Linked DNA regions of Homo sapiens: region 2 is linked to region 1. Evidence: chromatin loops called from intact Hi-C (ENCODE). Cell type or tissue: GM12878. All regions are shown on one strand. Each heading gives the region's core, and the rest is flanking DNA. Links, peaks and the distances in the headings are about the cores only. Region 1 holds the start of LOC107986529 (a long non-coding RNA gene). Region 2 has its middle 120 kb from the start of ESR1.

Region 1 (2,926 bases), core at 304-2,803:
AGGAGGTTAAAGTCAGCAGGGAAACAGGCAGTTCCCTGTTGCTGGAGCAAAGCGCGGGGGTGTGGCTCTCCTGTCTCTGGCTTTGCTGTCAACAGGCGAGATTGGCAAGTAGGGCGACCAACCGGCCTGGTTTGCTCGGGACCGGGGTTTCCTGGAAGGTGGGACTTTCAATGCTAAAACTGGGACAGTCCTGGGCAAACAAATCAGTACGGTTGGCCACCCTATCTTTGTGTGGGCATCTGCTAACTGAGTCATGGGCCTGTCTGGTTTATTTATTTATTTTTTTTCTGCCTGAGTAACAGAAGAATGTGTTAAACATATGGAGTATGGAAGAAGAAGGAGAGGGGAGATAGGATTTTTATGTTATAGATTGGAAGAAGACATCCTTGATGAAGGAGATGTTTTTACTTTGGAGAAGGACTGCCTCAGCCGCGAAAGACCAAGGGGTGGCACCACAGGGAGAAGTCTGCACTGCGCTTGTCAGGACGGCCAGTGGGGGGCTGCTGAGCGCAGGGAGTCAGTCCTCGCAATGAAGATATAGTCTCGGGGAGATAATGCTGGAAATCGATGGAAGAAGTGGAACAGGACACAAATTTAGTGGAATTTCTTTACAATGTGTGCTTCTTGTCACCAGTTCGTTAACCATGATAAAAACGGTTATGTTGTTACATTCATCAAGATCCAAATTTTCTACCATTTTAAGATGTCTATCAGTCACAATGATGATCACTGAAGACCGAACGAGATCATTTCCTCTAAAAATTATGTTACATTTATCCATAATGGCATCAGTGTCTGTTACACGTTTGCTTTAATTTTGAGGTCAAATACGACATTTGTAAATCTAGCACTTCATGTGATTCTGTAAGCACTAAACAGCTAAACATATTTACTTCTTTTTTTTGAATCAATTAGAACAGTGCTGTACAATAGAAAAATAGAACAGTGCTGTACAATGGAAACAGTGCTGTACAACAGAAATCTGTCAGCCACACGTGTCGTTTAAACTTTTCTAGTAATCACATTAAAATTGTAAAAAGAAGCCAATAAAAGTAATTTTAATAATATATTTTGTTTGACATAATATAGCTAAATATCAATTTTGACATGTTCTAAATATAACAATTATTAATGAAAAATATTACATTCTTTTGGCTTTGTACTAAACATTTGAAATGTGGTGTACGTTTTTCACTTATAGCACACGCAATTCAGATGCTACATTTTTATTAGGAATATTTAATCTGTAGATAGATATCGTAAAATTTACATTTGAAAAAAATAGATTCAGACACCTAAGTTGTTACAAGCATACTTAAAAGTTTTCAATGACTGAATTGAGTATCAGTTTTAAAATTTAAATCAATGAAATTAATTAAAATGAAATGAAAATTTAGAAACTATTCCTCAGTCACGCTGGCTACATTTCAAGTGCTTCATAGCCACATGAAAGCTGTATTGGACAGCAAAGAAGTAGAATATATTTGGAATAAAAATTTTAAAGTGGACACATTGTGTTACTCTCGTTAGCCATGCTATTGCTATTTTTTTTCCTATAGCTAATTAAAACCTTAAGATCCAGTAGGTTCTCCACCTTTTTTTAAAGCATTAGTTCCATGTCGACCCTGTAGATGGCAGCACTTTCTTCCTAAAACTACATGGAGGAGTTGCCTGGGCTTGTCACTCAGATTCTGGCACTTTTCATAGAAAGAGTCTGAATTATCTGGAAAATTCTTTGGTAACATAGGTCAGAATCTTTTCAGCTCTATTGTTATTCTGCACAGATGGCTGTTGCTTATGAAAACAATCTCTCAGCCTCTAGTCCAGGATATTACTCATTCCTCAGTTCAAGAAACTCTAGGGTGAGAGGAGAAAGGGGTTCAATTACAGAACTGTTATCAAAATGCGTTGGTTTATGCACATCCGTGTTTTGGACATGGTGATTCCAAGAGACTCTTAATAAAACTTTTCAAAGTAGATGAGAGACAGTTTTTCCCTCACATGCTGTGGCAATATTAATCTATGTTTTCATGTTCCACTGGACTTTGTAATTGAATTTTAAGGAATGCATACAGGGCTTCATATTTATATATAAAATATCCATATCCAGTGTTGAAAGAAATTAACAATAAAATATGTACCTGTATAAAATTTGTGATTTTTGAAGCACCCCTCTCTTCCTCTTCGCATTGCATTTGTGGTAGGAGAACATGAGACAAGGAACGAGGTACTAAGGACAAAGAAGGAGCGATTCAGAGGTGGATTTCCTGAAGACCAACAACATTTTTGCATAGCTCGTGAGGACTCTCTGATACTAAACTCCAATAAATGATGGTTTGGTGTTTTGATTGCTTTTGATTGACATTTAAAAATTACAGGAGACTGAGATAGGAGGATTGCTTGAGCCTGGGAAGCGGAGGTTGCAGTGAGCCAAGATTGCACCACTGCACTCCAACCTGGGTGATCGAGTGAGACCCCATTTCAAAACAAACAAAAAAATAAAAAATAAAAAAAAACAAATAAAAATCACACGCCTCTTTTTTTCACTCAATCTGTTTTCCAAATAAAATATCAAGATTCTATTTGAATTTTAATAATGATTTTGCTGAGTTTTATAGCTTGAATACTATGGCAAGTATAATGTCTAAAATGCTGTGATTTTGACTTAAGAAAAAATTTACAGTTTTCTTAATATACTCTTTAGTTCTTTTAAACTCTAATACATGAAATGGATTGCTAATGAGGGTAGGAAGGGGGAAAGACTGGGGAGAAAAATAGCTAACTTTTCTAGCGATAGATACATGTCAGAAGCTGTAGTAGGTTCTTTTGCATGTGTTTACTTACATTACCTTCTGTAATCTGCATTGCAATTTTTTCATAGACAAGGAAACCTAGACTTAGAGAAGTACAATACCTGTCATCTCGT
Region 2 (2,926 bases), core at 136-2,635, 75 kb before region 1:
TCCTTGTGTAAGTGAATCTTGTTGAGATTTTATGTTCAGTCAATTGCAATTAAATACTTTACATATTAACTAAAATGTGTCCTGCTCTATGTATTCTGGAGAAGTTACTCTCAGACAAATTTACATATTTAAATTATTTTATGGGCTAACTGATAAGTATAGAGAAGACTGAAGACAGTTAAGATCATTGATTTCAAAATGTTTTAAAGTGTTGATTATTTATTTTGGTTTTCTTTCTTTCCCATGCCAGTTTTGAGATGCACCTCTTACTTGGCAGGTGTTCCTCTGTACTGGGTACTGGGACAGAGAGAAATACAGTAGCAAGAGGGAGATCCTGCCTCCGCCCCATTCTACCATTCTCACTGCCAGAAAGCCAGCCTTTTTTCAAGGCTTGTAGAGAAGAAAAAGAGAAAATATTTTTAAAAATTCATTTAAAGTACCTACTGCATAAACCACACCAGACATGATGAGATATTAAAATGTCAATATTATTAAAAATTTTTAATATGATTTTACAGCCCCTTTGCTACTTTAAAATGTTTATCTTAGTGTTAAACAAACAATCAATAACCTCATAAACTTAAAAATTGCTGCAGGAAATACCGGACAGTTTATGGAAGGATCATATGACAGAAGGAAGGGCTGAAGAGTGTGAGAAGCTAGACCTCTGCAGGTTACCGAAGTCAAGAACCTCATTAATCGGTAACAAGAAGTGCAGAGCGGGCTTTTGAGTCCATGCCTGAGTAAGAAAGTCCCAAAAAACACTCACAGAAGATATTTCCTTGCCCCTGCTTTTAGTTTAGCTGTAGCTAACTTTGGATTAACAAAATTTATGTGCTGAATGATGTTTTATTTTTTTTTCCAACTCCACATGCCTGTCTAGACTTCAAGCTTTATTACGAATAAAGAGAAAATCGGCTGGATGGCATAAAAAATATTTCAGGCAGATTAACACATGATTTACCTCTTCTTGAACATCCATCTTAATGGAAGTGCTAAGAAAGTTAGATTCGGGCCTGGCTTGGCAAAAGCAAGGCCACCCCCTCCTCTATTTTTTCAATGAGATTTTCCAATCCTAGTCAAATGGTGGTGCTAGTTCTTTATTTTTGAGTTACTGCATTTCCTAATTTCATGGTCATAACAGCCTCCTGTCTACCGACTCAGAACGGATTTTACCAAAACTGAAAATGCAGGCTCCATGCTCAGAAGCTCTTTAACAGGCTCGAAAGGTCCATGCTCCTTTCTCCTGCCCATTCTATAGCATAAGAAGACAGTCTCTGAGTGATAATCTTCTCTTCAAGTAGGTACTCCTATTTCTTCTCAATTTATTTTTTCCTTTTTGATATAATGTGCTACTGTTTACAAGCATATTGTAACTTCAGAGCTTACCTCTCATCTTTAAAAAATGTTCATTTTTTTGTCTTTCTGCTCCAAGGATATTTTGCAAAGTTACTGGCAAGTATTCCTGGGATGATAAAATGTGAAATCTAAACTTGGTACAGTGGAAATTCACTTCTAGAATAATATTTAGCTGAGGCAGAGGGCAATCCGACTACCCTTTTCTTAGTACAGCACACACAGGCTGCCTGTCTGTTCCAGATAACATAAATGTATTGGATCTAGCACTAGCTAGGAGACACTGTATTGTTGAACTGTGTTAGAATTTTATAAGCTCTTAATTGGACAAATCTCAGAGTAGCATGAACACACTACCTGTTTTCTGAATCTTTGGAGCCATAACTTACGTGAGTTTGAACTAAGCGATGTGAATAAGCCATTATTTGTTTCCTAAAGGCAGTCAAGTTTTCTGAAAAGCTACACATTTAGCAGCAAAAGAACGAGCCCCTCTGTCTTGAAATGGGCCTCTGATTTTAAGCAAGCTCTTTTGAGTCCTGGTGTCCCATTTTCTCAGTTCCTTTTTGCCTCACAATGGCACATACATAATGACTCCACCACATATAGCAGTGGGCTACTCGGGTAATGATGTGGCAGTCACAAGACAGGGCAGAATACTTTCATTTTGGTTAGAGGAATGCCACATGTCTTAGGAAATGCTCGCTGAACTGTAAGTTTCATACTTTGTCAAGAAGATAACCAGTATTCTCTCAAACAAGTCCGTAGGAGCCAACATGATTAAAAGATTTTAAAGCAATTTACTCGATAGAAGGGTTGGGCTTAATCAGGACTTGTGATCATGGCAATGGTTCCTGCTTAAAGGTGCCAGATTTTTAATGCCTTTATGTGCCAGATCTAATAGGCTTACAGAGCAACTCCATGTATATGAGGTTGCTGGGAAACTCATCTGGTTTTGAATGTGGTATATACATATTTTAATATTGAGAGTAAACAGGAAGACCAGGTAGAAGTATTTGAACTGAATTCTGAAACGTACAGAGAACTTAAATTGGATGAGAATGTTTGAGAACCATGGATGGTTCAGGGTCCATTTGTATACCATAAAATCCCTTCCTATTTCTCAAAAGCAAATATTTTCTTTGATTTTGTTAATATCCTGTGATGACTGCCCACTAGGCCTTGGAATGCATGCAGATAATGCTGTAGCAGTTGGATAAAATACTCTAGAATGTCAGATTTTCAAGGAAATTACAAATAAAAACAATGTAGGTAAAAGATACGACATGTAGGAAAAAAGCAAAATTTTCCTTAAGAATACAAGCGTCGTATTTACGAGTAGAAGATTTTTCTTGGACATTTGGAGATACGTGTTTCATTTTATTGCTTGTGACAGTCAAGGAAAGGAATAAAGCTCTTGTGTCTTAAACTTGCAGCAAGAACAAAGTCCAACTATCTTTCGTTTCTGATAACTCTGTGTCTTTTTGTTCAATATTGGGTTTAGAGCTAGCTACCATCTACCTTCCCTTCAAACACTCACTCTAAACCTCCACACAGTGTAAGTATTTACATC

What was found. A loop is a pair of places that touch in the nucleus more often than their neighbours do. Peaks named below come from ENCODE experiments on the same cell type or tissue, not always from the same donor. Only the 100,000 strongest peaks of a DNase experiment are listed, where the experiment ranks them.
Region 2: a loop joins it to region 1, with 4 times the contacts of the local background. A loop is called at or near these places in 16 of 110 quality-filtered maps.

The regions. Positions count from the first base shown.
Region 1 is chr6:151,763,998-151,766,923 of GRCh38, forward strand. LOC107986529 (a long non-coding RNA gene) reads right to left here and starts at 2,145. Exons shown (of 2, transcript XR_007059818.1): 1 at 1-2,145. It also overlaps a transcript of ESR1 not described here. In GM12878, for the core only: CTCF peaks have their summits at 484 (motif pointing right) and 1,634 (motif pointing right); a DNase peak (open chromatin) is centred at 1,683.
Region 2 is chr6:151,689,365-151,692,290 of GRCh38, forward strand. It overlaps a transcript of ESR1 not described here. Among named protein-coding and RNA genes, the nearest start is that of ESR1, 120 kb to the right of the region's middle. In GM12878, for the core only: a CTCF peak has its summit at 1,093; DNase peaks (open chromatin) are centred at 1,237 and 1,987; H3K4me3 peaks cover 835 bases.